2 separate regions of the Homo sapiens genome follow, and region 2 is linked to region 1. Evidence: chromatin loops called from intact Hi-C (ENCODE). Cell type or tissue: dorsolateral prefrontal cortex. All regions are shown on one strand. Each heading gives the region's core, and the rest is flanking DNA. Links, peaks and the distances in the headings are about the cores only. Region 1 overlaps SOX1 (SRY-box transcription factor 1). Region 2 has its middle 64 kb from the start of LINC02337.

The links. Hi-C counts contacts between places; a loop is a spot of excess contacts. Peaks named below come from ENCODE experiments on the same cell type or tissue, not always from the same donor. Only the 100,000 strongest peaks of a DNase experiment are listed, where the experiment ranks them.
Region 2: a loop joins it to region 1, with 2.8 times the contacts of the local background. A loop is called at or near these places in 2 of 110 quality-filtered maps.

The regions. Positions count from the first base shown.
Region 1 is chr13:112,069,408-112,085,103 of GRCh38, forward strand. It overlaps SOX1 (SRY-box transcription factor 1), which reads left to right. Exons shown (of 1, transcript NM_005986.3): 1 at 1-2,299. All of the region lies in intron 1 of SOX1-OT (SOX1 overlapping transcript), which reads left to right. Among named protein-coding and RNA genes, the nearest start is that of SOX1, 10 kb to the left of the region's middle. RefSeq lists enhancers at 4,137-4,917, 4,918-5,698. In dorsolateral prefrontal cortex, for the core only: no CTCF peak of the experiment used is centred there; a DNase peak (open chromatin) is centred at 3,295; H3K4me3 peaks cover 5,203 bases; H3K27ac peaks cover 5,597 bases; H3K27me3 peaks cover 7,696 bases.
Region 2 is chr13:111,523,745-111,539,440 of GRCh38, forward strand. No RefSeq gene overlaps it. Among named protein-coding and RNA genes, the nearest start is that of LINC02337, 64 kb to the right of the region's middle. RefSeq lists an enhancer at 8,231-8,925. In dorsolateral prefrontal cortex, for the core only: a CTCF peak has its summit at 7,971; a DNase peak (open chromatin) is centred at 7,897; H3K27ac peaks cover 430 bases; H3K27me3 peaks cover 1,883 bases.

The sequences.
Region 1 (15,696 bases), core at 1-8,000:
CTGGGTTTTGTAAAACTTTATGTATCTGAGCATTTCCATTTTTTTTTTTGGGTTTTGTATTATTTCTTGTAAATGCATTGTGAAAAATTTTATTTTCGGCGTTGCAATGCGGGGAGGAGAAGTCAGATTATGTACATAGTTTTCTAAAAAGCCTTTCTTCTAAAAACGAAAAAAGACCCCCCACCCAAAATGTTTCGAGTCAACAAATTTAAGAGACAGAGCCCATTTTCTCCATAAATTTGTAACATGCTATTTTTATGTGCATGTTTTATGAGTTCAAAATGCAATGAGGAAATCTGACAGGGAAATTATCTGTATGAACTAAAAGTAAGGGAACCCCGGGGAATGGGAGGACAGGATTTTTCAAGGAACCTTTTTCAATGAAAGAGAAGGAAGTTAAAACCTATAGGTTATTTTGTAGAGCTGAGTGTTAATACGGGCCGAGAAATAAAAGTATCTTCTGCTCCGGCTGTTTCACTGCGGACGGCTGGGGCTGCTGCGCGTTACCTTGCTGCAAGCGGGGCGCCTTCCACCTGGCTGGGGGTCTGCGCCACAGTTTGGTCCAGAGGAGGGAGGAGGAAGGGAAGACCCCAGTGGTGGGACCCTGGACCAGGCCATGGATGAAGGACAAAGACCAGGGCAGGTCACGGGTTTCCCAATTCCCCAGCAATTAAGATTTCGAGCAGAATTTATCTAAATGTGTTTCAAGGAAACACAATCGCTGAACCAAAACGTACTGCAGCCGAGCCCCCTCCGTCCATCCTCTGCCCCTCCCCCTGGCTTCTTTCTCTTGGGAAAACGGGCAAAATAATTGTGCTGGATTCTCACACACACAGAAATATCGACCATCACCCTCCCCCGCGTGAACTGGGATGCAAGTTGCTAACCGATGTGAACGCAAAATGCCTTGTTCATTATTCCTGACGAGATCTTGAGGTTGTTTGATGCTTTAAATTTTTTAATTATATTATTTTCTAGGTGTTTATTGGTACATTGCAGTTTTTTTTTTGAAATTTAAAAATTTCTGTAAAACTTTGTCTTCAAGTAATCTGACAGCATTAAATATTGCATTTAAAAATTATACTGTAGCAAATACATTTAAAAATTAATCACAACGTTAAGATGAAATTATATTTTTGGAAAAAAAAAACACTTGAAGCCCAGATGGAAATACGTTTATTTCAGCAGCCTTAGGTTTCCCCTCGCTTTCTCAACACCCTTCCTTGTCCTGGAGTATGGACTGTCCGTCCAAAAGTGAGCCTATGCTATAAGTTTAATGAGAACCGAATTCAGCCTGCATTCGAGAATAGCTTTAAGTATAATGCTGATCTGACAATTGACGTGTAATTTGGGAAGTCATTTTGATAATTTTGCTTAAACCACTCATTCGTTAAAGTGATTACAAAAAAGTTCAAGAATGATGTCCACTGCTTTCTAACAAGATAATAAACCCCCCCCCTCTTTTCTTTTTCTTTATTTTTATTTCTTTTAGCTATTTGATCCTTTCTGAAGCAGTTGTTTCTGGAAGAGTCTGTGCGCCCATGGATGGCTGAGCACCACTACGACTTAGTCCGGGATAAGGGCCTCCCCAGTCCTCTCCGGGAGATGATTTGGGAAATTTTATAATGCTTGTTCTGTTAACTCACCGGGACCTTGAGGGTCCAATGGGACCTTGAGGGTTTTCTCTGAAATATACAAACTTAAAGGACTCTCTCTGAGGTTCTTTGACTGACGTCCACTCTCAGTCTGGCCCCTGTGCTCCCCTGTGTGTACCCTGGAGTTTCTGTGTCCAATTGTTGGCATCTAGGTCTTGGCTCAAGATTAGGATGTGGGCCCCACTTTAGAGGCACAGACTATGAAAAGCTGAGTTAGTGCGCCCGGGACGCCAGGCAAGCAGCTTTTACAGTTTGGCATCTTATTGCAGGTGCTTCGTGCACAGTCAGCTGAAATAGCCAATGCCAGGTGCTCCAACCACCTTATTTCCTTGTTTTGTTGATTAGAACAACACAGAAAAAAGCAAATATAAATTTTTAATGACTCCATTTAAAAATATCACAGGGTGGGGGCAAGGAAATTAGCTGAGATTCATCTCAGGATTGAGATTCTATCCCCCCTTCCCCGCCCCCAGCAGTGTCGCTCCAATTCAAATTAGTGGAGAAAAGATTACAGTAGGCCCTGAGCCGACTGTGAATTCGGTGCTTGGCCAAGGTAACACTCATCGTATTCACGGAGTGAAATACTATATGATGATAGTTATTATATTATATGACGACTTCATTCACTTCCCAAATCACAGGGTGGTGCTTCTGTCGCTTAGTCCAATTATGTTTGCAACCCGTGTAGGGAAGGCGGATAGGAGTCTTTGAGGCCTAGTGCAAAGTTTGCATCAGTTTCTGCGGGGGCGACAGTGTGACTTCGTAAATCTGCCATTGCGCTCGGGCCCTGCCCTCCAAACTGAGGGTAGGAGGGTTTACTTGAGGGTTTTTTTGCTTTGTTTTGTTCTGTTTTTGCCTTGTTTTGTTTTTCAACTCACCCGCCCCTTTTGTTGTTGAGATTTTGACGTCCCCTTCCCCGGAGAAACCCACCCGTAACGTACTAGATGGATTAGTTTTAAAGAAGACTCGGGCACAGCGTGATCTCCAGATGCGCGTCGGGAGCGTGACTGATAGGTCTATTAAAATCACGCGTGTGGGAGAACGGCACTCATGCTCCCGCGTTTCATTCCCCCGGCAAAGACTGGGCGCCGCAGATTTCTGTCTCCGGAAAATTCCAGTTAATTCAAGAAACCCATCCCCGGACGTGTGCCCGCCCCCCCCCGAAGGCTCGCTTCAGGCCAGCCCGGACTCCAGCGCCCCCTCGACCCCGTCGGGCTCCGGCCGACTCCCGCCCCCTCCCCACCCACGCTCGGCCTGGGCCCGGGGGCAGCGGCTCCAGAGGCGTCGGCGGCAGAATTTAACCCCCGGTCTGAGTCCTTGGAAACTTCAAGTGAAAAGCAGACTTGGCCTTGGCGCGGCTCTCTTTCCAGCGTGACTATCTGGCGAGACTGAAAGGCCAGGCCAGATGGGGAAAAGTGAGCGGGGTGCGGGCCCCCAGTATCCGGCGGGGTGGGGCGGCGTCAGGACGGAGCGAGGGCCGGCGGGGGGGCTCGCGTGGAGGCCCAGGCCGGGAGGTGGGGACGCAGGGACCCCTCACCCAGTCCTCTGCTCCCGCCCGAGCCAGGCCTCGGGATCACCTCCCCTTGCCTGAGGGCGAGCTCTCCTCCTCCCTCTTCCTCCCCGCCTCCCCCGTTCTTCCCTCCCTCTCTCCCTCCTCCCTCCCCGGCCCTTCCTCTCCAGCTGCGCGCCCGCCGGGACCACGCTCCTCCCGCCCCCGGGAGCCGAGCGGCGTCTGCGGCTGGTCCGGACGTGTCCCCTCCGGGCGGGGGTGGCCGGGCCTCCTCGGGGCCTCGGGCCTCCCGGGCGCACCCCCCTGCCTGCGCCTCTCCAAGTCGCCCTTTCTCCGGCTCTGCCCGCGGCTGAGCCCCGCACACCGCGCCGCTGTCCTTGGGGTCCCGGCACACGGCGTTCCCTCCCCGCCCCCGCCATCCACTCCCACCGCCTCTCCAGTCCCTGTGCCGTCTCCACCGCCCTCTGACTCCCGCACCGAGCTGCGTCTCCGCCGCCGGCCTCTCTCAGCGCGGCCCGGCCTCCTCTTTGTCTTTGAAGCTCCCCCGCCGAGGCCCGCGCGCGGCTCCCCTCTCCGTCCCTCTCCGGCCCTTGGGCGCCCAGTCGGAGGTCGGGGCGGGATGGGGCACGAGTCTCGGGGCGGCCCGCGCTCCCCCTACTAGTCCCCTCATTGCCTCGGCCCCGTCCCCGCAGCCTCGGGGCGGGAGGGCGCAGGGGTCCCCGGGCGCCCTGGGAGCCCATCTCCCTCAGGTCCGCGCCGGTGTCAGCCGCCGGCGGGGGGCGGGTGGAGATTAAGATGAGTGCTGCGAGGGACGGGGCCGAGGGTTTTGTGTAGAAGGAGAGCAGGATTAGTGGAGAGAAAGTGCTGACCCGGGGTCAGCCGCAAGTCAAACCCTTTTACACTCAGCCGGCGGAACGAGCACGGCTCGGGCCGGACGGCAACAAGTGGGCGCGAAGGGAGGGGGAGGGGAGGCCGGGTACCGGCCGGGTCCGGCGTGAGAGAGGGGAGGGGGAGGGGACGCGGCCACAGCGCCCCAGGGCCTCAGCGTCATCGGGGACGGGCGCCGAGGGGAGCGCGCACCAGCGACCCGGGCGCGGACTGGGGCCTGCAGGGCGTGACTGGCTGCCCCCCAGGACTCCATCTCCTTCATAAACACCTGCCTTTTCCATTCCCCGGGGCCGCTTCGGCTGCTCCTCTGGAGGGAAGACTGGGGAGAAGGTTGCCTGCGCTCTCTGCCCCAGAGGCTCTGTTTTAGAAACTGTTTCTTAATTTCCATAAGAAACAAAAAAATCACAGGAAGGCCTGGTTCCTCTCCCGGACGACTGCGTCCCCAGGCTCTCCAGGAATCTTCGCCTTATCCGAGCTTCTTCGCAGCCCTGGATCTATTTCTGGGGGGCGTGTGTGACGCAGAATCGGGGTATAAAATATCAATGCTGTTTGTCACGACACCGCTTTCTCCACCCGGGCAGAGCTGCGGCTCCCGGGCGTTGCGCGTGGCGTTTTTCATCACGGAGGGAAAGCCGCGGCTCCGCGGGAAAGGAGTGAAAACCGAGTGTGGGTGAAGAGGAGAGGGAGGTCAGGGGGCAAGGGAAGAAAGCAGATAAATGCATCTTCCCTAGCAGCCAAGCTGGAAATTTGTGCTGAAAGTACAACAGCAAGAGTTTTCACATGAAAAACACGTGAAGAACCCGAGCAAGTGATAGATCCAAAGACGGAAAATGATCGTCTATTTTGATAGTAAAAATAAAAAGAACAGAATTGACATATTTTCGTCTAAATTACTTTTCATCTGCCGATATGAAACACCAACACTCAAACAAAAACAAAGGACAAAGCAGTTTTTAAAAACAACACAAAACAAGCAACTCTGAGTGAATGACCTGTCCACAGCTTACCCTGGGTGACATGGGGGCGCTGTGATGGAAAATGGGTTCTGGGTTCAAAATCAAGCCACAGAACGCTGCCTGGCGAGTTGCTAAGTGTGACTTGTGGGGAAATCGTGTCTGCGGCAGAAACACTGGACCTTGTGAGTAATTCCCGATGCCCGGTAGGCAGCTGGCGAGGCTGTAATTGCCCTCGGCCACTTCAGAGCAACCATGTGGGTGCATTGAAGACGTTGTTTGTGGAGAGCAGCAGGTCATCACATGCAAAGCCCTGAAATAGTCAGCCAGTCAAATCAGTGGAAAAAATCCGCTTTTGTTAGATTTTGCAGTTTCAGGAATTAGGCATTCACTGCAGAGCTGCAGTTTTGAGAAATTGCAATGTCAGGCATGTTCCCAATGGGGAAATATTGTGAGTGTGGAGGAACGTGAGATGGGGTTTGACAATGGGGAGACTGACAAGAGTCATCACCCAGACATTGTTTTCTCTCTGAGCACCCCGGAAATGCTAACGAGAGATGATATTTAGTGGCAGCAATAGCACTCTGCGCTAGTCCTATGCACTCCTAAGACACAGAAACGAGTCTCGGGCAGCTAAGGAACTGACCTGGGATTTCCCAGGTCAGGATGGGTCCCTGGAATTTGCAGGGCAGAGGTGCCTTCTAGGTACCTAGAACCTAGAAACATTAGACTAGTGGTGTCAGGATCAACCTGAAAAAATTCAAAGCAGAGGCCAACGTATCATTTTCGTTCTAAGTAACAGAACAGAAGGAAAGCCAGGTGAGCAATATTTTAACCTCAGAAAGGGTTTAGCAACCCCGTGTTTTAGGTAATTCAAACTCCAGTGGGACATTTCAGTAAGTGGAAAAGCCTGAACTTCAGTGGTGAGAGTGTCCAGGTAGATGGAGAAGCAGAAGCCAGCTCTTTATGTTAGAAATTGAACTGAAGAATGAAGTTTCCTTGTAAAAACTGGCCGTTTTCACCGTGTCATGCAGGCCAGAGATTAGCTCTGTGTCCTTGGGCAAATGTCCTTACCTCTGAGTCCATTTCCTCAGATGTAAAGCAGAAATTACAAAACCAGCTTCCCAGGGATGCATCATCTAAGGTGCATGCAGGGCCCAGCAAATAGGAAGCACTCGCTCCAGAATCATCTGGAGTGGAAGCCCGTGTGAGCTCAGGGCACGTCCAATGGACAATTGGGACATTAAGTGCCAGATCTGCCCTCGGCAGGAAACAATGGAAATGATACAAACCACAGTCTTTCCATGTATCCATATTAATAGTGATTTCTCTGTAAAGTTGCTTGACAGTTACGACATTCGTTCTTTCATCTGTTCAACAAGCATTTATTACAAGTTTGTTACGTGTTCAAGTTGAGTATGAACACATGCTATGTATGCAACCTGTGTCCAGGTGCTGAGGATGCAAAGATCAACCCGACAGGGCTCACCATCTGGTGGGTGAGACTGATGATCACACAGGCAAGTATGATGTCGAGGGTTATGGGTGTGGGACACAGGCCCATGCCAGATGCTCAGGTAGGGTGCTCTGGCCCAGTGTATGAGAACCGAGGAAGGTTTTGCAGAGGAGGTACACCCACGGTGGAGCCTGTGACTTCCTGGTGCTCCAATAAATACTCCCTCAGGTGGCCTTCCCATGAGATGTGCATGTTGGATGTTCTTTATCAGTAGATACAGATTGCAATGTAAATTTGAACAGAGTGTATGTGATAGTTGCTTTGTTTTTTAATGAATGATTGCTTCGGATTGGTCTTGGTGGTCAAAGATTGAAACTCAGAGGTTTGCAAGGGCAATGGTCTTTCAGCATCAAGGTGCATGGGATCACTAGGAGAGCTGGCTCCAAATTCAGGTTCTCAGACCCAGTGCCGCTGGTAGGCTGCTTCTGGGGCTCCAGCGGGCCTCAAGGATCTGCCCTTTCTTAGACACACTTGGGGGAGATTTTGAGGCCAGTCCTGGATGACACTTGGGAAACCCGTGTTAGGAGATGGGCCTATTTTTTTTTTTATGGTAAGTAGCTACTAAGACTACATCATTTAAATTTGAGTAGCTATTTATTATTTATAAAGTGCTCTTACTTAATTGTTCAATTGAGATGATTTTTGAAAAAAATTAAATTAGTGGAAGACTAAAAAAAATTTTTGAGCTGAATTATTAGAATCTTCCTAATAGAAAAGACTGATGTACTGATTTTAGTTCCATTTTCCTACGGGTTGTGTTAGCTGCCTGTAAATACATCCTAACTCTCCTGAAGTGCAGTCAGTGTGGAACAAGGGAAGCAGAAACCACATGTGATCTTTGATTTAAAGAAAGGTTGATTAAAAGGACTACACACAGTCATGGATTGTGTCTCATCAATTTCTAATTGTAACAAACTAATTTGTATGTAAGTAGACTGGCTCTGTGCAATCCTTATGAATACAATATAGGCCAAAACACTCATGTTGTTGAGGGTTATTTTAAGGACCTTTGAAATGTCAGAGAAGGGCCATGTAATAGTGCCGCAACAGGGTTGAACTGCCTCTGTCCAATAGATCATAACTATAATAATAATGATGATATGGTATGTAGCTACTGAATTTCTCGATAGTATCATCTGTAAAATGGGAAGATCTTATTAGAAAGGCTTGATAGAATAAGTACTTCAGATTTCTTTGAGACAAAGGGGTTATGCAAATAGAAGGGGCTAAACAGAATAAATTATTGTGTATCAACAGTATTTTATCTACAAAGCATTTAATTTGGCATTATGGATGTTACCATACTGCTGCTCATAATGAAGAGAGCATTCATTATATTTCTAGATAGAGATACAGATTAGGGGATGGTTGTGGAGGAACTCATTCTCTGTTTGAATAGCATGTAAGAAAAATAAATTTTAAATAAGAGAATTTTACAAATATTTTAAAATTTAAAATGTTTATTTAGAAGAGATATATTTTAGTTTTTCAAACTGAGAATAATGCTTTAAATATGTTCTTAATTTTAAAATACTGACCGTGAAATTTGGATAACAAACCAAGTTATTTACTTACTTGGGAATTATATAAAATTATTGAAATGTTTTAACCAACACTTTATTATTTGAAAATGAATATATCACCTGTAGCAACTATTTGCAGAAAAATAAAATTATATTTAAAATCACAGCTCAAATTAAATCATGCAATTGCATTAAGATATAATAAAAGCAAAATGGATCATTTTAAATCAATCTATAAACTAAAAGCTCAATACCAATTTGAATAACATGTTTTTACTTAATTTGAGCCAATTCTGATGATATTAAATTAGGTTTGAGAAAAACAGAACATTTGCAATAACATTTTAAGGTGATTTCATCACTTGAGAATTTTTTTCAAAACTTAACCAAAGAAGGGCCAAGGCCCCATGCCTGCCCCTGCAGCCCCTGCCGCAGCGAGTCCTCCTCCACTGGGTGAGTGAAGCCTTCCCCCCTGTGGAATGTGTCCTGAGGCAGCGGTGCTCCTGGGTAGAAGCACATGGAGGCAGGTCCCCCCCTCATCACCTGGCCTCCCCAGGCACAGCAACTGTGTCTGGCTAGACTTTTAAAGTTTTTATTTCCAGAATCAGCACAGCCCTGGGCACATAGCAGAGGGGCAATAAATATTTACTGAGTTTAATTCAGTACAGCAGGGCAGACGCAGGGATCCCAGAGCCAACACAGGGAAAGGCTGGCCCGTGTCGGCCCAGGGAGTCCCTCTGTCCCTGTGGACATGGGACCAGCCTGTCCTCATGAGGGGGCCGTGGACCCCAAAGGCTCTGTCACAGAACACCAGGAACGTCAGTCATTGCCCAGCTGAGGCTGCTGTTGCTGTGGTTATTAAGAGACAGAAAGCGCAGTCCGGCGCCCAGAGATGAGGGGCTGGAAAAGCCGGGGAGATAAGCAGCCTGCTCCCGCTGCATGGCGGGGCGTGGGCCCCTGCTCAGGTGCAGGAGAGCTGGGGAGGGTGCCTGAGCTGCTGCGGGAGGAAGCCACAGGGCGGGGCGGGGGTCTGTGTGAGGCCAACACTGGACCTGGGACTGCGGGCCAGGGAGCCCGCTTTCCAGCCCTGAATTCCCCGGGACCTGCTGCATAATTCCCCACGTAGTTTGGTGCAAGGAATGCTTGTAGGTTGTGCTGTTGTGTTGTATTGTGCTGTGCTGTTTTGTTGTATTGTATTGTTACACTATGTTGCGTTGTACTGTGCTGTGCTGTATTGTGTTATGCTGTTTGGTTCTGTTGTGTTGTGCTGTATTGCGCTGTGTGTTGTGTTGTGTTGTGTTGTGCTGTATTGTGCTGTGCTGTGCTGTGTTGTGTGCTGTGTATTGTGCTGTGCTGTGTGTTGTGCTGTGCTGATGTGCTGTGTGCTGTGCTGTGTGTTGTGTTGTCTGTGTGTTGTGTGCTGTGTGCTATGTGTTGTGTTGTGCTGTGTGTTATATTGTGCTGTGCTGTGTTGTGCTGTGTGCTGTGTGTTGTGTTGTACTGTGTGTTGTGTTGTGTTATGCTGTGTTGTGTGTTATGTTATATTGTGCTGTGTGCTGTGTGTTGTGTTGTACTGTGTGTTGTGGTGTTGTGTTGTGCTGTGCTGTGTGTTGTGTTGTGTTGTACTGTGTGTTGTGTTATGCTGTGTTGTGTTATGTTAATTGTGCTGTAGTGTGCTGTGTGTTGTGTTGTACTGTGTGTTGTGTTGTGTTGTGCTGTGCTGTGCTGTGTTGGGTCCTATTATATTAAGATAAGGTGCACAGGGCTAGTTCAGGCACACAGAAAGAGCAGGCCAGGCAGGGAACAGGCAGCCCCACTCCCTCCCCCAGACTGAAACCAGAACTGTGAGGGACCCTGCTGGGCCACACTCTGGCTTTGTCATGGAGCCATTAGGAGGCCTCTGCGGGGCACACCATGAGACAGAATCTTGACGTAGAAATAGGCCCACAGCTAGTCCCACCTGCTCTGCCTCCGGGGCCGGGTTATGATTCCACTTTGTGCCAACCCTTGCTGCAGTGTGGATTTGACTGTGTTACTTGCTTGGATATTTGAAATATACAAACCTAGGAATTTATTTTTGATAATCAGAATGATTGGTGTCAGCACAGTGCAAAAGCAGCAAAAATAGATAATGTTATATCAATTATGTCACCCTTCCCTGGTGACAGGGTGGTGCCTCGGGACCCACCTCAACCTGGTCCGTGATGCCTGTGGTTTCTCAAACTGTGAGCCAAGGAACCCCAGAGCCCCACAAGCTCAGCATAGCTTTAAATTCTGAGGGAAACAGCAACGCCGGCCACTTCCCAGGCCCTGTGAGCTAGCTGGAGGCAGTTTTAGACTTCACTTCCCAGGCCCTGTGAGCTAGCTGGAGGCAGTTTTAGACTTCTCTTCCCAGGCCCTGTGAGCTAGCTGGAGGCAGCTTTAGACTCCCAGGGTGAACTTGCAGCTACACTCCCTGGATGACATCATATCTTTGTGAAACTGGGTTCTTGGCAGTTGCTGTGTCAAAAGCAATTCCTGTGGGAAAAGTGCAGACCAGGAAATGCAGGGTTGGGCGGAACCAGAGGCAAGGCTGGAGAGGCCGTGCGGCTCAAGACAGGCACGTGCAGACCACCAGTATGCAAGGCTGGTGTGCAAGAAGTGAGGTGAAAATAGTATTCTTTATTTCAGTCTATATGTGTCACTTTAAAAAATGACTGCTACGTTATTAGAACAGAAATATATATGAAGTTGTTTGAAGTTAACTATTTAACAAACAGAATAGTTAGGCATTTCAGCTTGGGGCACTGTAAAAAATCCCTGGGGGTGCTAAGGGTGTTATGAAAACCTATACTATTCAAATTGATATCAAACTTGTAGCCAACAGATTGATGTAAAATTATCTATTTTTGCCTACATTTTGTGTTTATGCAATTATACCATTTAATTGAAGCTGTGGTTTTGAATACAATTTTAGCTTTTTGCAAATAGTTGCTACAGGTGATGTGTTCATTTTTGAATAATAAAGTGTTGGCTTAATTATTTTAAGAATTTTATATAATTTTCCTTCGTGTGGATAATTTGCTTTGTTATCCATATTTCATAGTCGGTATTTTAGAATTGAGACTACATTTCTAGTAGTATTCTCAGTTTAAAGGCTGAAATAAATTTTTTTTTTTAATGAGCAAGAAAGCTTTTACGTTAACATCTTACTCAGATTAACATAACCAAATTTAAATCTATGCAAGTCAGACAGAATTAGAGATGGCAGAATGCTAGCATGTGCGCTCACGTGCTGAAGAACTTCTAAACCGTGTCCATCAGCTTGTCGCCTATTTTGGTCACAGATGCTCCCCATGCCAGGATTTCTACGAACTTTCTAAAGAAGATGCTTAGTCTAATAGTTTTGACCATCAGCAAAACTGCTCTAAGAGTTACCCTAGATTCTACCTTTCTATTTCATTAACTCTCCTAGAAACAATTCTGTTCCAGTACATTCTTTCTTTCTTTCTGGGTTCAGAGTTCTCTTCTCTCTAGGAAAACCATCAGGTTACACAGTGTTTGTAGTTCCGAACGTCACGGGCGGTTATGAGGGACAGTTGATGTGTCCCACCAGCAGCAAGACTGTGAATTGTACATGACGGTGACAGAAATGACCAGTCCAGTCCATGTGCAAAGGCAGGAGTTTACAAAGTAAAGGGGTCAGTACTAATTGATCACTGGCACCCTGAAACCACAACTTTTCATTCACCTTTTTATTTTTTTGAATAATTATTTTATCTTATATGTTCATCAAATATATATGTATCTGGGGAAAATGCTCCCTTTGAAAATGATAACTTTTAGTTATACATGTTAAACTACTTTTTTGAGACAGGATGTTGCTCTGTTGCTCAGGCTGGAGTGTAGTGACACCGTAACTGCTCACTGCAGCCTCTGGGGCCCAAGTGGTCCTCCCACCTCAGCCTCCTGAGTGGCTGGGACCACAGGCACACACCACCATGCCCGGCTAACTTTAAAAAAAGTTTTTTTTGTTTTGGCTGTTTTTTGTTGTTTTTGTTTGTTTGTTTGTTTGTTGTTTTTTTTTTTTTTTTTGTAGAACAATGTCTCTCTATGTTGCCCAGGCTGGTCTTGAACTCCTGGGCTCAAGTGATCCCCCTACCTCAGCCTCAAAATGTGCTGAGATTACAGGCGTGAGCCACCGCATGTGGCCAAAGGCATTCTATTATTTTAAAATTTACTTTCTTATTTTTTTCTTGTTGAGTAAAATTGAGAAAGACTGAGGAAAATATGGGGCAGCAGTGAGAGAAGGAAGTGAACGAGAGCAAGAAGGTGATTTACATTTTAGCCAGTATTTCACTGGACCCCAATTTGAGCAAAAAATGAAAGACATCAGGCTTCCTTACCTGTTGTTACCCATGCTCAGTGAAAAGGCATAAAAATAACCTTCGACAACCTTATGCCTATTGAAGTCAGAACCCTGTAGTGTAGTCATTTAATTGCATTTGTATTAGATGTGATTAAATATTTTAGTTGTATGTATTCATCACAATGACTGGACGTTAGAAATAAATAATTCAGGCCAAGAAATACATGGAACGTTAAGGAAGTTATTAGAAGCAAGGGATTACCTACAAGCTAGAAGTGAATCCAAAGCAGGGTCAGAGATGGGTCACATTGGAAAGACCAAATGTTAGAAAGACAAGGAGATTTTGGTGATGAGGCCACCCTATCCAGAGAGATGCTGCTGCAGAGTTGATCAGGGCTGGAAAGCATGGATCAAAGATGAAGAGCAAGTGTTAACAGCCTCTCCTTATGCTTTCAAAGGATTATTTTAGGAGGATTAAGTTAGGAGACTTTAACCTTCCCATGTGTACTAAATGGGGCCTCACTGTGTTAGTTTCTGGGGGCTGCCGTAATAGTACCACAAACTAGGTGGCTTTAAAAAAAGAAATTTATTCTTTCACAGCTGTGTAGAGAAGTCCAAAATCAAGGTGATGGCAGGGCTGGTTCCTTCTGAAGTTGTGAGGGGGTCAGTGCCAGGCTCCCTCCAGCTTACAGTGTTGCTGGCATCCTCAGCATTCCCTGGTTTGGGGACACGTCACCCTGATTGCTGCCTTCACCCTCACAGGGCTTGCTCCCCGAGTGCATGCATGCCTGGTTCAAGTGCCCCTTCTTTCAAAGGACAACAGGCGATGGATTAGGGCCCACTCTAATGACCTTGTCTTGACCTGTTCATCTGCAAATACCCTATTTCCAAATAAAGGCACATTCAAAGGTGCTAGGGTTAGGACGTCAACATTTTTGGGGGAAACACCATTCAAGCCATAATGGGTGGTGATTGATAATGACACTGAGTTTTCTTGCCTAGTAAATAGTCCATATTCTAAAGGCCTTGGTACTGCTGAAAAAAGAAGTAGTTTAGTGTTTCATGAGCTTTTGAATACCCTTACTATCCCCTAGACCTGTTTGCAAACAGGAGCTTTTAATACGTATTCCTACCAACTGGTTACCCTCTCAATGACCTTGAATCTATCCTGAATTAATCACCTACATCATGGCACTGTAGAAGCCACAGCAGGTCAGAGGGGACTTACTTCTTGTTGCCATGTTAAGACAGCATGTAGTGGCCACTAATGTGAATTCTACTCCAAACAACACGGTCCCTCCGTTACAGCAGAAAGGAAACTGAATAACCCTCAGATGCCACCTGGGAGTTATTTTTATTTTTACTAAACCACCTTTACCCCTTCGGAAGAATGCAGTGCAATTCCATGCAGTTCACATAATCTCATACTATCCCCACTACATCTCTGAGATGTATAGTTATTCCCCTTTTTATAGAGTGAGGAGACTAACAGGGGTTAAGTAATCTACCAAAGGGCATATTATCAATGAACAGAAGATTCAGGATCAGCCCAGAGCTGACAGACTCTAATGCTAATAATATAATCCATATGAACATTTCTTTAGAAGGCAAACAGTATCATAGGCTCCCAAGGAAAACAGCAGACCCACGCTTTGTTCAAGCCCATCCCTTGGACCCATTCCCCAGCAGCAGCTTCATAGAATTCTTTTGGCATTCTTCTCACATATTTATCTCCATATTTCTGGATTATATGTTTGTATTGCTTATTCTTGATTTATTAATTGTAGACATCATCTATTCAGACCTTAGCAGGACTATAAAGCTATGGTGTTCTTTCACATTCTTTCCTACTCCCGTCTTTCCCAAAGTAGGTACATCATTGGATTTTGTTAAGTGAATGCCAGTGTTTACCTTATTTTGAATGTAGAAGTATTGTTCATGGCTGAGCCCAGTGGTAAACAATAACATTTCCATTCTTGGGAAACTGTTCTTTTACCTAAAGTTTTTAATGGTCTTGTTTTGTGAGAGTTGATGTTGTTCATCCTTCGGTTTTCTACGGTCCTATCACAAATTCTTTCCAAATTCTGCATCCGTATTAGTAAACACCTTTAAATAGTATGTCCTGCAAGGTTGAATACATCAGGGACTTCATCAGCTCAGCTTCTTCTTGCAGCCAGGCCTGGGGGGCCTCTGTCCCCTTGCTGCATGGTGGTTATTGTCACATTTCATGTCATCTCTCTGCCACGGATCTCCCATTTTCCATATCCATGTTTTTTCTTGCTGGATTTCCTTTCTTGTTTTGGTAAGTTATGCCTTCTAATAGGCTGTACAACCCTAGAGTGATAGTTTAGCTAGGTATAGAAATCTAGATTAAAAAATAATTTTCCCTTGTGATTTTATCTCCAACACATGATGTTGCTTTTGAGCAATCTGTACTATTTGTGTTTTACACCTTACTGAGGGATACTTGATATGCAATAAACTGTACACATATACCATAAACAATTTGATACAGCTTGACAAATATATATACCCATGAAATTATCATCACAATCAAGATAACAAACATATCCATCACCGTCAAAAGTTCACTTCCCTTCTTTGCAAACCCTCTCTCTTACCTCTTTCCACCTGCAAACAACCACGAATCTGCTTTTTGTCAGTATGGATTGGTTTGCATTTATTAGAATTTTGTATACATGGGATTTTATAGTGTGTGCTCTTTCTTGTCTGGCTTCTTTCACTTAGCATAATGATTTTAAGAGTAATCCATATATAGCATGCATCCATAGGCCATTCCTTTTATGGGTGAGTATTCTGCTGTAGGGAGAGACAGTTGTTTATCCATAAGTAATGTCCTTCAGTCAACCAGCCACATCTCCAGTGCTGAGTCGTCACAGGGGGCTACTGGCAATCATCTTGATCAGTACGACAAATAGTAGTGCCATCATTGCAAAATGTTCTAATGAGCAATATTCTAACATTCTATAGTTTTAGCTCTCACATTTAGGACTGTGATGCATTTTGAATTAATTTTTGTATGTGACATGAAGTAAGTGTTAGTATTTTTTTGCATATTGTTACTCATTGTTCCAGTATCATTTTTTGAAAAGATTATTCTTTACCCATTAAATTGCCATGGCACCTTTGTCAAAAATCAATTGACCATATATGTGTGGTTTTACTTCTGGACTCTTTATTATTTTACATTGATCTATTGATCTATGTTTATGTCAATACCACGCAATCTTAATTACTGTATAAGTCCTAAAAACAGGTAGTGTAAATACTCCAACTTTGTTA
Region 2 (15,696 bases), core at 3,251-11,250, 540 kb before region 1:
CTGTCTTCACCTCCTGAGCATCCTTCTCCCCTCCCAGGATCATTGCCTGATCCACAGAAGCAGCATCTCTCCCCACAACTTCCTAAGTTACTTTGGGGCTGTTGTCAGCTTTGCTAACCATACATCTCAGTGTGGGGCATAGGCCTGCAGATACAGGTCCTCAAGAAATCCTTGCAGCAGTGAATTTGAGAAGCCACCGTCAGCACCACAAGAACTGCCAACGCATTTCCTACCTTCCAGATGTTATCACCCTTCCGTCTTCTCTTCCCAGGTCCCTTCCCAGGCCTGCCAGGCCTAGCATGTCCTGCCTCCTCCCCTAGCTTCATCTGTGGCTACTTCGCCTTCACTCTTCAGCTATTGTAGGACCATTTAGGGGACTGTGTCCCCTAAAAAGATATGTTGAAGTCCTAAGCCCTAGAACCTATGTATGTGACTTTATTTGGAAATAAGATCTTCATAGAAGTAGTCAAGTTAAAATGAGATCATACTGGATTAGGGTGGACTTATATACAGCGTCTGGGGTCCACACATCAGGCGGGAAGTTTGGGCACAGAGACACACAGAGAAGATGCCATGTGACGACGAAGTAGAGGTTGGAGCGATGCATCCAAGTGATACAGGCTGAGGAGCACCAAGCACTGCATCACCAGATGCTGGGAGAGAAGCCAGGGAGAATCTTCCCCTAGAGCCCTCAGAAGGACCCAAGGCTGCCAAGGCCTTGATCTCAGATTCTCAGCCTCCGGAAATATAAGAGAATCCATCTCTGTGGTTTTGAGCTGCCCAGCTGGTGATACTTTGTCACAACAGCCACAGAAAACTAACACTGCAGCCTTCATGGGGTTCCTTTCCACTTATTGAGTGTTCCCTCTCACTCCTTTATCCAGCCATGCCATCCTCCCAGCCCCTCTCAGCTCTGGCCTCTATCTCTGAGAACACTTCTCAGACTTCCCTGGAAAAGGCCTGGCCAAGCCATCACTTTGTTTTCATTTTGCCCCGTTCCTTTCCTTCAGTGCACACACCACAGGTGTCATTCTGCACTTACTGATTCAAATTTGATTATTTTATGGCCCTCCCCCTGGAGAGAAAATTCCAGGAATATAAGGATGCTGTCTACTTTGCTCACTGTTGTGTCCCAGTATTTCCCACAGAGCCTGGAACTAGGGAGTAGCTCAGTAAATGTTTGCTGGATGAATGCATGGATGATCGGATGAATGAATGGATGATTGGGTGAACGAATGGATGATCAGATGGATAGATGATCGGATGAATGAATGAATGGATGATCAGAGGCATGGATAATCAGATGAATGGCTGGATGGACGGGTGACAGGATGGCTGGATGATCAGTTGGATGAATGACCAGATGCATGGATGAATGATTAGATGAATAGATGGATAGATGGATGGATGGATGGATGATCAGATAGAAAGATGGATGGGTGATTAGATTAATGAATGAATGGATGATCAGATGGATGGATAATCAGATGGGTGGATGGATGGGTGACCAGAAGGATGGATGATCAGATGCATGTATGGATGATTAGATGAATGGATGGATGATCAGATAGAAGGATGGATAGATAGATGGATGGATGATCAGATGGCTTAATGGATAGATGGTCAGATCGATGGATGGATGGATGGATAATCAGATGGATGAATGAATGGACGGATGGTCAGATGAATGGATGGATGGTCAGATGAATGGATGGATGATCTGATAGATGGATGGATGATCAGATGGATGGATGGATGAGTGACCAGATGGATGATCAGATGGAAGAATGATCAGATGCATGGATGGATGCTTAGATGAATGGATGGATGGATGGATGATTAAATAGATGGATGAATGGATGGATGGTCAGATGGGTGGATGACCAGATAGAATGATGGGTGGATGATCAGTTGGATAGATGGATGGATGCTCAGATGAATGAATGAACAAATGATCAGATGGATGGATAATCAGATGGATGGTTGAATGGATGAATGGGTGACCAAATGTATGGATGATCAGATGGATGAATGATCAGATGCATGGATGGATGATTAGATGAATGAATGGATGGATGCATGATCAGATGGATGGATGATCAGATGGATAGATGGATGGATGATCAGATGAATTGGTGGACCAAATGGACGAATAATCAGATGGATGGATGAATGGATGGATGGTCAGATGGATGGATGGATGATCAGATAGAAGGATGGATGAATGATAAGATTGATTAATGGATGGATAGATGGATGGATGGTAAGATGAATGGATGAATGATCAGATAGAGGGATGTATGGATGATCTGATGGATGGATGAATGGATGGATATCAGATGGATGATCAGATGGATGGGCAGATGGATGGATGGATGGACAAATGAATGGATGATTGGATGGTTGGATGAATGGGTGGGTGGAGGAGTGGATGACTGAAAATGAATGGAAAGGAGACAGCATCCCACAGAGATGTTCTCAGTATCTCACTAATATAATTCTCTTCCTGTATGCAATTCAAACATAACAGGTTCTCAGAGGCCTTCTTTGAGACCCTGAATGAGCCTCTATCTGACTTTTGCATTTTTATGAGCATTGTTTCACACAATTCTCACAGGTGTATAAAGGTTGTACTCTCTCCATTTCACAGATGAAAAACCTGAGGCTGAGTGTGACTTACCCAAGGTCACTCATGGGCTTCTGACCACGCACCTTCCATTCACAACCATGTCCGATCTCACAGAGCCTGATGTGAGTGGAGGTGCCAGATACTGACACAGCAGATGTGGCAGTGGCTGGACAGTACCTGCAGGCAGATGCACACCTGCACTTCTTCCTAGGCAGGAACATACATGTCTGTGCTCTTGCGTGATGCTGAAGGCTAGCTGGAGGCTCTGTGTGTCTCACTAGAACATTCTCCCCTGTTCCTAGAACACTTTGAATGTGTCTGTCCCTTGCTTCTTCTCTGAGGCCAATCACTGGAGAATGGATTTAGAGAGCCCTTCTTCACACTGTTCCAAAAGCCCCTCCAGGAATTCAGTGTGAGCTGAGAAGCTGTGTGCATGATGCCTGTTCCCTCTGGTCTAATCACAAAAAGTAGTGTTATTTCCAGCAACTTTAATGAGCCATTTTTACTTTGCAAATCACTTTGGGAACTGATTTTTACCCAGACTTCTATATATATTTCTATACTATTTGGGGGCATTTTTCCAAAAATGAGTGGGAATTTATGAGTGTGTCTATATAAAATATAACTCCCCAGATGATGGGAGCAAAATTAAGCCAGCAGTGTAGATGCAGGGTGTCAGCAGTGGGCCTGGACAGAAACCGGCTCTGCCCTCACGTGGAGCCGACCGACGGGCTTGTTGGCTCATGGGCAGGGCTGACATCTCTCTTCCAAAGACTGTCCTGGTAGTGTGGCTGTGAGGAAGCGTGAGGAAGGCGGGCACTTCCTGAGCCTCCCAGGGAGAATAATACACCTCCTGTTTGTTTGAAATAAACTAGGCACAAGAAATGAGATTAATGATATGTCCAGACCCAGTGTAATCACTAAAATTAGCAGAGGCAAGTTGCATAATGGAAATGGTGAAAGTTCTTCTTTCTGGTGCTCCTGAGCTGAACTGAATGGTTTGGGTAATGAAGAATGCCAGCCCTGCTAATGAGAACAAGAATGCTTAACAGGAGGCTGCTGGGCTTCCTTGCTGATTATTATCCACTACTCCTGCTTGAATGGTGTTTGGGGTTAAATGTGAGAATCTGTGCTCTCTGCCTCTCCCTTTCTCTTCCTCCTCCTTCCTCTCTCTTTGCTTGTTGATTGTACATTTTATAAATAGTGCTCAGGGTCAGGGGGATTAGGAAAAACGTAACTCTCAACGGAAGGTAAGAATAGTAATGCTCCTCGGAGAAGGCATCATACAGCAAAGGCCATGCATTCCAGGGATGTGTGGCTTTTTCTCCTCAGTATTGCCACAGACACCTGACGTAGGTACGAGATTGATCTGCACACCAGCCCTGGAGCCTGTGTTTGGTTCATCAGCAGGATGCGCTCCCCTTCGCTTGCATGTCAGAACATCAAAATCAATTCCTTTTTGATTTTTGCAACACCCAAATGGCTCAGCTAACAGATGACAAAGACTCTATTTATAGCAGATGATTGTTGCATTACACATACAATTTTGCAGGAATTTAACAAAAAAACAAAAACAAAAAAAACCCTAAGAACACAATTTTCCTGCGTCATTTACTGTCTCACGCGATTCATCGGCCCTCTCAGTACTGCATGGTGCAGTCTGCAGGCTGTCTTCCAAACAGGCGATCATCCCCCAGAGCTGCATCTGTGCCCCTGCCACCACATGGAGGTGCATTTCCTTGTATTCCGTGGAAAGGGTTTCAGGGTCTACCTCTCTTTTCCTCCCTTCTCGTGTTCTTGGTTGCTGGAAAACTGCAATGGAGTCTCAAACCTGGGGCGTGGGCTTTGTTGTATGTGTTACTACCTGCCTTTCCCCCTCCCCCTGTTTGTTCCTGTTCCCATACATGATGTGGGGGCAGAGTGGTGGTGGCAGCAACCAGTGTTGACAGCCTGTCACCTACTGAGTCTACGTCCATCTGGCCTCTGAATAGTTCATGACCTACTGAGGCCTGCTGTCCACCTAGCCTCTGGACAGCTTATCACCTACTGAGGCCTGCTGTCCAGTGGGCTTCTGGACAGCCTATGACCTATTGATGCCTGTCCTTCTAGCCTCTGAGCAGCTCTTGACCTACTGATGCCCGCTGTCCACCTGGCCTCTGGACAGCCCAGGACCTACTGATGCCTGCTGTCCAACTGGCGCCTGGACAGCCCATGATGTACTGATGTCTGCTGTCTACCTGGCCTCTGGACAGTCCAGGACCTACTGATGTCTGCTGTCCACCTGGCCCTGGACAGCTCATTATCTACTACTGATGCCTGCTGTCCACCTGGCCTCTGGACAGCCCATTATCCACTGATGCCTGCTGTCCCCCTGGCCTCTGGACAGCCCATGACCTACTGATGCCTGCTGTCCACCTGGCCTCTGGACAGCTCATGACCTACTGATGGCTGCTGTCCAACTGGCTTCTGGACAACTCATGACCTACTGACACCTGCTGTCTGCCTGGCCTCTCAGGAGGCCAACGTGAGCATAAGTGCAAAACTTGGGATGAAACTTGAAATTAGCTTCATGGAATGGGAGATTTTTAAAATTAAATTTTATTTTTTGGAATTACCTTCTAAAGCCACCGAAAGTTAATTGGTAGGATATCACAGGGGTGTTTTAACTTTTCTTTGAATTTTCTCCAATCTTAGTAACACAGCTGACTGGGGCAATCGCATCTCACTTCTACTTGATTTCTAAATATTTGTTAACTAATATTCTTCATTTATGCTAAGATAGACAGTTTTTACATTTAATAATTTTAGAATAAGATGCATTTCACCATCCATCACAACTTACAGTGATAACCGACCACATGTTTCTTTCTTACTGGTATGCAAGGTAATGGTGTGTCTTATACTGGCAAAGTCTTACATGTAATTAAAAATATTATGGTTCTGCTGTCCCATGTTCCTGAAGACAGGCTTGGTTTCTGCTGCTCCATTCTGGGGAAGCACAGGGGGTCTCCCATGAGCTCTTGGGGCTGCCCTCCATGGGGCAGAGCAATAGCACAGAACACCAATGCTTAGTGGTCACTGCATTGACCCTAACCCCCGCCAGGCCTGAGTTGCTGGGGTTCAGTATTACTCCAGAGGGAATGTGTGTGCATGTGTGTGCCTGTGATTTTAGGCGTTGACGGCGAGTGAGTAGGATGCTTTACTGATTCCAAATTGTTTTTTGGAAGATGAACAGGTTTATTTATCTTTCTATCATCTGTTTGCCACTTTGACTGGATTCTGGCAATTCTCGGCTCTGTGGATTAGACGCGTGCTCTCTCCTTCCGTCCCTGCTCCTCCCCCCTCCCCCTCCTCCTCCCTCCCTGTTTCCTTTCTAGAGCTGGGCTTCTGCTGGCCTGGCCCTGCGGCCGCCTGTGCCGTATCCACGTAGCCTCCCCTCTTTGCCTCTCTCAGCCACTCAGCTCATCAGTTCTTCATCCATAACAGGTCTCTTCTGCCCCTATTTGGTCAGCATGAAATGCATATTTTCTTGTTTTTTAATTTGGAAGCTTGGTTTCTCAGCTCACAGCTGCTTTCCTTCACAGCCAGGGCTGCCTGCGTGCAGCCTTCTGAGACGGGCTGGAGGTGTCTTGACCTCTAGCCTCTTTCTTGTCACGCTCACGGCCACGCAAGGTCCCTTGGCTTCTTGGGCACGTGTCTCCTACTTACAAAGGTGATTTAAGTCCCAGTTCTTTTGAGGATCCCTTGGCAACATTCTTGGGCTGCCGATTCTCTTAGGGGAAGATGAACATCTCCCAGTCTGCTGGAAGTTCCTACCCGCTCATGCCCAGCACTAAAGCTGCTGCCTCACCGGGGGTGGGAGTGGAGGCAGAAAGGCCCTGTTTCTGCTAAGCCAGGAGGCAGGGCTTTGCTGTATAACAGAATGGCCCCGGCTGGGCAGTGGAATAATTTCCCGTTGAGTCCTCTGGAGTCTTTGCCCCGTGCCTGGTGTTGGCAGTCTAGGTGACTCTTCCTTGGCTGAGGTGCTCCCCGCGGGCCTTTGCAGTCAGAGCTCAGGACCACAATTCCCGGGGGTGGGGCTTCAGGCTGCTGTCCTGCTGGCTGGCTCTACCAGCTTTGCTCACCAAGGGGACCCCAGACATCCCTCAAAGGCTGCCATCAAAGCAGGTAAATGACACAGAAGGAAGATTCCTCCATCTGTGTGTGGTGGGGTGGTCTCCAGATCCTGGCCCTGACCGGGCAGGAGACGCTCAGGTGCTTCATTTGTTGAGGGAATTATCCTGGAACTGTGTCTGACAGATCAGCCCGTTGGCGCGGTTTTCCTCCACGCCCTCCATGTAGTGGATGGGTACAGTCTGCCCATACACACCTGGAGAGAAGAAGGCTCTGAAGAGGTGCCATGCGCCCAGGTTTCCCTTCAGCACCACCACCAGCTGTCTACAGGCAGACATACAGTTGGAGCTTGTTTTTACACTGTGAGCTGAAGGCGGTAAAGTCTGCTTCTATGCAACCCAAGGTTTTTGTGAAGCAGCTTTAGGACAGAGGGTGGAGCTCACATTGCTTCACAGTTAGTGTTGGATTTGGTGGCCTGGCCTCTCCACAGACCTGCGGGTGTGTGCATGTTGCCACCCTGCTTCCCTCTGCCCAGGGACTGGGCCATGCTTCGGTCTATCAGAGGCATTCTACTGCTGCGGCCCCTTCGTGTAGGTGGAATATTGAAGCTGGGACTCGTGGGAGGAAGTCTTGTATTTTGCAACAGAAGGAAATATGTTAAATAACAATAAGGAGATTGGGAAGAATTTCATCTTTTTAAAAGGATCTCTGCTTTCTATTTCCAGAAGAAAGAGGTTTCCTTTCTCTTTAGAATATTTAAAGTCAGAAAGCATTACAGAGAGTTCTAATTTTGCACCATTTTTCTTATTGAAATTTTCTTTCCAGAGATGGTTTAAGGGTTTCTACTGTTGTTACAGACTTCGTTTCTACTGTGTCATTTATTAAATGAATTTTTTAAAATCTAAAGTTAAAATACATTCATTCTCAGGCAATATTTTACAAGATGCTGGTTATTTGAATTTAGACACCATCTTAGGTTTTGCTAAAAAAAATGCATTGAAACAGTTTTAAATAAAATCTGGGTGCAGGCATTGCAAAATATTTTATTGACAATGTAACAATTACTGGACTGTGATTTCATGTTGTGTATTTTAGTGCTATCGTTCTTCTTCCAGTCTGTCTGGCTGAGCCACGTTATGGGTCTGTCATCAGCAACTGGAGGCCGTGGCAGCTGGGACGGGTTGAGAGATTTTCCACTTTGGACTTAGTTGCATTTCTAGCTTTTGCAAATAGATGGCACTTTTGACTTACCCTAGAATATTGCTGATCAGACCGTAGCACAAGAAAAATACTTAAAATGGTCTGTGTGTCTAAGTCAGAAATGTGTTAGTTACTATTCACATGAAGGCCAGAAATTAAAATTAAGCCTCTCGGGAGACAGAGTATCGCATCTCTCTCTTAAATGCTAAAACCTTAAACACACACAACCAGCCCAAGTATAAAATGTGTGCATTTTATGTAATGTTTTAAAAAATGTTTATTGTACAGCATTGCAGGCTTTGATCTGGAAGAGCAAAAGAAAATGGTGTAAAGAAAGTTTTATTTGGAAATAGGATCGCATGGGTCTGTGTGTGTTTTTAGTATCTGTACTTTGCTGTGAAAAGCCCTTGCGAATATATTTTCCTCCCCCTTTTCTCTCTTCAGCACACACGCGTACAGCCATGCACACGCACACACGTGCACAGAGGAGGCACTTGGACCCTCACGCACACAGAGGGGAAAAAAATCAGGCTGTTGTCTTGCAAGTGTTACTTACCATATTAATTAAAATCTGGTGACATGATAACACCACCAGCTGTGTGGGAAAGCGAGGGAAATTAACAAACGTTTGATTTGTTGTGTTGCTAATGTGACACTTATTATACAGGTCATAGTAAAACAATACCTCAGCCCAAATATGCTAATGCAGCAGTGAACTGTTGCCGTTGTAGAAACATTGGCGTTTATTATAATCAGGCAGAATAGCACATTACCTTCAAGAGAAGGTATGATCTTTGAATCTAATAACATAAATAAATTTTTAACCATTCAGTCATTAGAAATAAAAAATGCAGGAAAAAACTTTTCCTGTGTAATTTTGAAAATGGAATATGAAAACAGAACTTATTTAAATTAATCTGGGCTCAAGGAAAATATATTTGTTGTTTAGTTTTTAAAGTTTTGCTATGATAAGAAACTGAATTATATAGAATATTAGCATATTGAATATGCTGTTGTGTGTTTTATCATCAAATAGTCAAATTTATAAAGATCAGAATAGTTTAAAATCAGGTTATATGTAAGAAGAAATTGTCATATTCATTTATTCATCCTGGAGGTTATAATGCTTCTACTATGAGTCAAAGTCTAAATTATTTTCAAAACAGTATAAACAAAATAGTCTAATATGAAAGGAACTTGTCACACATCCCCTTCCTCCTCACTCTGCTTCGTTCTCCCAAAGTCTGCAAAGAAGAAGCAACTGCACACTTTCTCAAAACACTTAGCAAACTTTTCCCCACTGTTCTCTGAGGCAGCTGTCAGAATCTGGGTCTACATGTCCAGGAGGCAAAAGAAAATGCAAGATGCTCCCATTTGCTATAATTTATGTCATGAATTTCGTGGAGATCATATTCAGCACTTGGCATCTGCACACTCACAAAAACATAGGATTTTTACCTTCCCACAGGGTCCTTCCTTGCAGTGGCTTTTCATTATGGGGCCACATTCTCTCCAGCCTAGATGAGATTTCTTTCTCCCTTCCTTGCTTCTCTTTCGGTGTTTTGATCAGGCTGCTGAAATGGGGTGTATGAAATCAAGCATTTGTTTGACAGTTTTTGACAGTGGATTATGTAGATTGTGCCTGAGAGAACAGGAGTCATTCAGAACTGAATTTGGAGCAAGCTGTCTAGATCAAAGGTCAGATGGTGCGGGGTCAATGGGGCAGAGACTTCACCCTCTTAAGTGGGAGACCGTGTGCAAAAAGATATGAGCATTGGAAGATGGGCATCCAGGGAAGGCTACAGGAAGGCGAGTCAATCCCATGGCATCAACAGCCCAGGTCCGTGAAGTTCCTCTGAACCTTGGTTCCTTTATACCAAGAAAACTCACTTGCCTCTGGGGCTCTGCCCTGCAGAAATGTGAATCCACTCCTGAAGTCAGGCCCAGGAACACGGGAGACCGTCCCCCTTCACCTGTGAGCTCATCTGCAATTGCCACAGCCGCCTTCAGGCCTCAAATGTGATGAAATGCAATTTCTTTCTTTCTTTTTTTTTTTTTTTAAGACTTTAAGTTCTAGGGTACATGTGCACTTCTAACTTGGATTGCTGCATGTTCTGTTGGCAGAGGAAAAATAATTTTGTATCTGTGCCTCAGATAATAATTCCACTCAACAAGCAAAGGGTTGATAATTAAGTCAAAAGGGCACTTTCTGAATGACAAGGACTCTGCTAGAGTCTGGGCTGGAAGCTCTAACTTCAGAAATGCCATAATAACAGTTTGCTTTCAAGCGATGTATTTGAGCTGTGTAGAGAGCAGCCCTTGTTATTGATTAAATCCATATAAATAAACACATCTACTGCTTGTGTGAGACCAAAACAAGATTAGGTTCAAAATATGATACTGTGTACACATACACTTGGTCATTAGGAGGGAATTCTCAACTCTGTGCAAACAGATGCAGCCCAGAGAGGTTTGCTCACAGCAAAACTTCCTTCTCTCTAAATCAGTGGTTTTAATGAAGACTTCGTGACGGAACTGGCATTTCAAAATGCAAAGACATTTAACTCTGACAAAAAAAAAGTTTATTTAGCTTGGAATGGATTTTTTTCTGCTTTGAAGAGCTTGTTTTTTTCTAAACATTAAATTATTAATGAAAGATTGAAAGCAATAAATGGGGATAATAATAAATGTTACGGTCGTGGTGCTGGGTAGAGGAAAATTTCCAGCGATTCTGTAGGGATTTTCCTTCATTCCTGAGAGCCAGGCATAGATCCAGTAAGCGTGGTTTTGTGTAAACTTCCCACCTGGCATTATGCTGGGACAGACCGTGACGTGTTCAGTGATGTTAAGGAGAATCAATTCAGTAACAGAGATACCCAGTGTATGATTTGAATCTATTAAATAAATGTCATTCAAATACCATTATATATATTAAAAAACACACTTAACGTTGATGAGAAATCCAGGTATGGTGTTCTACCAGGGTGAAGTGATTGAACTGGGAAGTATACCGCTGGAGCAGCATTATTAAGTAGTTTCCAAGTCTGCTCTACTCACTGACTCCCTCCTGCCCCAGTTAAAGCCAAAGCAAAGGAAACCAACCGCTTGCAGCGGCCGCTGCATAAGGAGAGCGCTCACCCAGCACCCTGAGACAGCCTGATGTGTCCAGGTCCTGGTAGGGTGTGCGATTGCATAGAAAAGCCAACGGCTGCTTAATATTCTCTACTTAAGAAAATAATTACCCATCACCCGGATGGAGGATGCTGAGCCCTGCCTGTTCCTTGTTCGTCTCTCTCTTCCCCTCCTATGCGCACTTTTCGCAGAGCCCCAGCCAGCCGCCTTCAGGAGAGGACGAACCTGGGCGCGTTTTCACCCGTCCTGGGACATATTAACGCCATTTTGGCTGAATGTGCAGAGCTACCCATAATCGTTGTAGCCAGTACGTTAGCATCATTTAATTTAATTTGCACGTTTTCTTCATCTCGGGAAGAAAAATAAATAGCTGCAGGCTGATGTGCACTCCCATCCGAAAGAATGCTGTCAACTGCAGGAAGTCTTGCTTTTGTTGTAGTGTCTTTTTTTTTTTTTATAAACCACCCCCCTCCCCGCCCACCTTCTTTATCCACTCTTCCTGCAGCTTTTCAAGGTCTTCTCTTTGACTCAGCTCCATTAATTGCTGAGAAGACCACCCAGCCTTCTCAAGAGTATTGTTCTCCACTCCACCTTGATTCTCCTGGAGGTTCTTAGAATGCGTCTTTGATATCTGGCTACTGTACCTCCTTCTAATTACATTAATCTACGTAATTGTACTCACATTCATTTTAATTATTCTTTGCATAAGACCCCAAACAGTTAATTTTCTCCACACAGCAGATTTTGTTGTGGTTTTCAGTCTACTTAAAGAACCGGGGAAACGATTATACAAAACAGACAGTATTTCTCACGCTTTTTTGCCTGCCAGGGTAGCCAAAGAGTGCATCTCACTGCAGCATGAAGCTACTGTGCCCTGTAGAGCTTCACAGTGCTTTAATTTTCAGTTTTCAGTTTTGTTTGATCCCGCTGAATATATGTGCATACACAGCACATTAAGACAGAGGTACACAGCCTTCTTTTGCGTATAAAAATATAAATCTTGTGTCACTAATTGAGAAAGATTATTATTTAGTTGTTCCCTTATTTAGAAGTGAGGTAAGAAAACATTTCTGACTGTCTAAATGTTAACTTTTGCTGCTTCGTGTGCCAGGGTAACGCCCGAGCTCTGAACAAACCTCCTTTATTTAGAGGGGAGTTAAAATAAGCTTCAGTCTGACCGTTCTCTCCTGTTCCTGGCAGCATGGAATTAATATATTACTTATTTTCTCCAATTTTCCACAAATACTGGGAAGGGTGTGGTGTAGAGAAAAGAAATTCAAAACATACCATTTGGATTTTAAGGACAGTTTTTGAAAAAGACCAATTTCCATATTTCAACACTTTTTGGTGTGATCCATGAAACATTTTGATATGATTTAGCGAAAACAGTTTTTGCATCAGGAACGCTATAGCTGCCTCATCTGCATCTGTAAAGACTGCAGAATGGAATCACATTAGGTATAAATTCAATGCAAAAAAAAAAAGACGCCCTTCGTTAATGCAACATGATGGGAGGAAAGTTAAATGCACAAAAGTCATAAAATTCAGTGTTCCGGTTCTCACAGCAATTATAGTGTGGTCGTATTTGCATAGTTGGCTTTATATATGCTGTTAGATTTGCTACCTTTAGAGGGAAGTGGCGTCTCTTTTGCTCAGCCCAACAATCATTAGGAAGGAGGGACTGGCGGCGATGAATAAAACTGTGAAATGAATTTTCTCGGTTTAATCACAGTTTGTGTTTCCAAACTGAAACTAGGGTAGATGGATCTTTTCTCATCAGAAGAAATGTCGGTTATACACAGGATGGAATATCTACCAGGGGAAACAGCATGTCAACCCTCCCCTTCCAGGAGGACGTTGAGAACTCTGTGTTGGGTACACGTTTGTGGGGACAGGCTTGAATTCCCAGTCAAGCCAAGTGGGTGTTTTGATGCCACTGCAGGGTCTTTACGGAAGGTCGTTGCTTTGACAAGGAACAGTTTGGGGACTGGTTCCTCAGATCCACTGAGGTCACCCACCATCTGCAGTACAACCCGTTTGGAAGCTGTTCTAGCCCCAGAATTGAAACTTAAAATGTGCTCAAGTGGGGCATAGCAATAGGTTATTAAAATAATCATATGTTTTATCTCATTTGATCTTATTCCCACTCATATTATTTCCCTTTCAAAACGCAGGAAGCAGAGCCTTGGGGGCTTCCGTGACTCATCTGTCAAATGCTCCACGGAGGCTCCAGCAGGGCCCGGACCTGAGCTCGGGGCGCTGCCAGGTTCTCCCTCCCTTCCCTCTGAGCCCCTCAGCACCTCCTGCCCTTGAACTCCTTCCTGCCTCGGTCATCCTCCTCCTTCTCCATCCTGAGGATGGCAGGTTTTTGAAAACATGGTGAAGGGCTTGCTCCGTGGTGACGGAAGGTGTCTCCTTGTTTCTGCGCTGAGGCTGCCGTGGACAAGGTCAGGGCCAGAGCGGCCTGCATCTCAGGGTCCTGACTCCAAGTTCCTCTCTCTTTGGCCTGCACTTTCCATCCCCTGCCAGCCATGACCTGTGGCAGCAGTAACTGCTTTGCAGAGGCAGGGTCTGGAAGGCTTAGGGCAGATTTTGGTGGGGGACGGGGTAGGGAATTGCAGCGTCTGACCTCTTGTCCGGGGTGGGTTTCAGTCCAGGCCCCTCACAGGGACCACATCACTGCCCTGAGCGTTGCATCTTTGTGCACAGCATCTCCAGGCGCTGGAGGTGTCTTCCTCTCGCTGCCTCCATGCCCAGCATGGGGGGATGGGAGAGATGAGGGCACATGGGGACCATGCAGGCGACTGAAGAGCTGCTTCTGAGCCCCAGAGCCTCTGCAAACACGCAGGGGATGACGCTTTCACTGGAAGGGAACCAAGTGACCCATTAATAGACAAAGGTTCACCAAGGGATCCAGGCTGGTGCTAGATGTCCTCGCGCCTCCTGCTGAATTGCTCAGTCTCTGCTCAGCCAGGCCAGGGCTACGGCCTGCCTGCCTCTCTCCCTTATTCCTCACTGTCTTGGCTGCGTGCTACCAGGCCCTCCACACCAAGACCTGGTTCCAGGCTGGATTCCAAAGGGTGTGGGAGATTCCCGCAGCCCTTCCCACTCTTCTTGGTGCTGAGTCTCATGCCTGGGTCTTCCTTGGCGAGTGTTCACTGCCTGGCACAGCATCTCTGACACCTGGTCGTGTGGGCAGAGGCTCCTCTTCCAGGCTGGAGAAGAAAGTGTCTGGGGGCCAGGAAGCCCGGTCCCACTCCAAAATCAGTAGCTGAAGAGCAACAAGATTGATGGCCTGAGGCTGGAGGTCCCAAGCCTCAGAAGCTCCCAGGGCCCACAAACCTGCGCTCAGGTGAGCTGCCAAGAAAGGACTGAGCCTCAGCCTCAGGTGTGGCCTCTCTGCCTCTGTTCTCTAATTAAAAAAAGACTTGGAGATTGATGGTACCCGCCTCCGGGGGTGTTCGTGAGGACTACAGCAGAAACAGCGCCAACAGGACGGGCAAGGTTGCAGGTGGAGAGTCGGGTGTCAGAATGGGGATTAGCTGGAATGATTTTGATTCAGGGCTTGTGTTAATCCAGGGACTTACTCGCTCTTCCACAGGTTGGTAGGAATGAAGGAGGAGTGAGGGTCCGTTTGTGTGGATTACACCTGAGAAGAGCAACTCGGACTCAAATGCAGGCTGCTACTTACAAAGTGAACCGTTTCTACCCTCTCTTCCCATGCTACCCCAGCCCCTTGGGAGACTGGGAAGGTCTGGAGCCCTGCGCTGCATTCCCGCCCCTGAAAGCGATTCTATAGGCGCATTTGCTTTCTTTTGTCTTGAAAATTATCATGTAGTAAAGTTAGCTATTTTTTCCTTTTGGTCTGCAGCTTTACGAATTTCTACACGTGTAGATTTGTATAACCACTGCCGTAATCAGAATATAGAATATGCCTTCACCTTCAAGCTCCCTGTCGTCATACCTGTGGCCACCCACCGGCCTGGGTTTCCTGGGACTGAGGGGTTTCGTGTGGATGGGGGACTTTCAGTGCTGAAACGTGGTGTGTCCGAGGGTAGGTTGTTACCCTACCACATCAGCCCTCACCGGGAACCTGGTCTGTTTTCCGTCATTAGAGTCTTTGCGATGTCAGATGACTTGAAACCTCCGGCCACCTTTGAGAGGCTTCTCCGCCTCAGCACGGTGTCTGTGAGGGCCACCAGGTAGCTGTGTCTATGGACAGGTGATTCCTTCTGATGCTGGGGAGGGTTTCTCGGTGTGGAAATGTCATGCCAAGTAAATTGTTTACTCATTTACCCGTTGTAGGACATCTGGATTATTTCCAACTTTTGCTTTCACAAATCAAGCTGTTCTAAACATTGGTATGTAGCTTTTTGATGAACATAAGTTTTCATTTCTCTAGGAGTAGGATTGCACATTTAACTTTATAAGAAAATATGAAAATACCTAACCATTTTCCCAAGCGGCCACACCATTTCCACCAGTAAAGCAGGCGTGGGGCCCCGCAGTTGTGCTTGAGGCACCAGGAACCATACAAACATGCCTTATTCAGGGGTGCACAACTCGGGCCACCCCCTGCGGCCTTGGGAAATGTCCCATGGTGACATTTCCATTTGTCACCG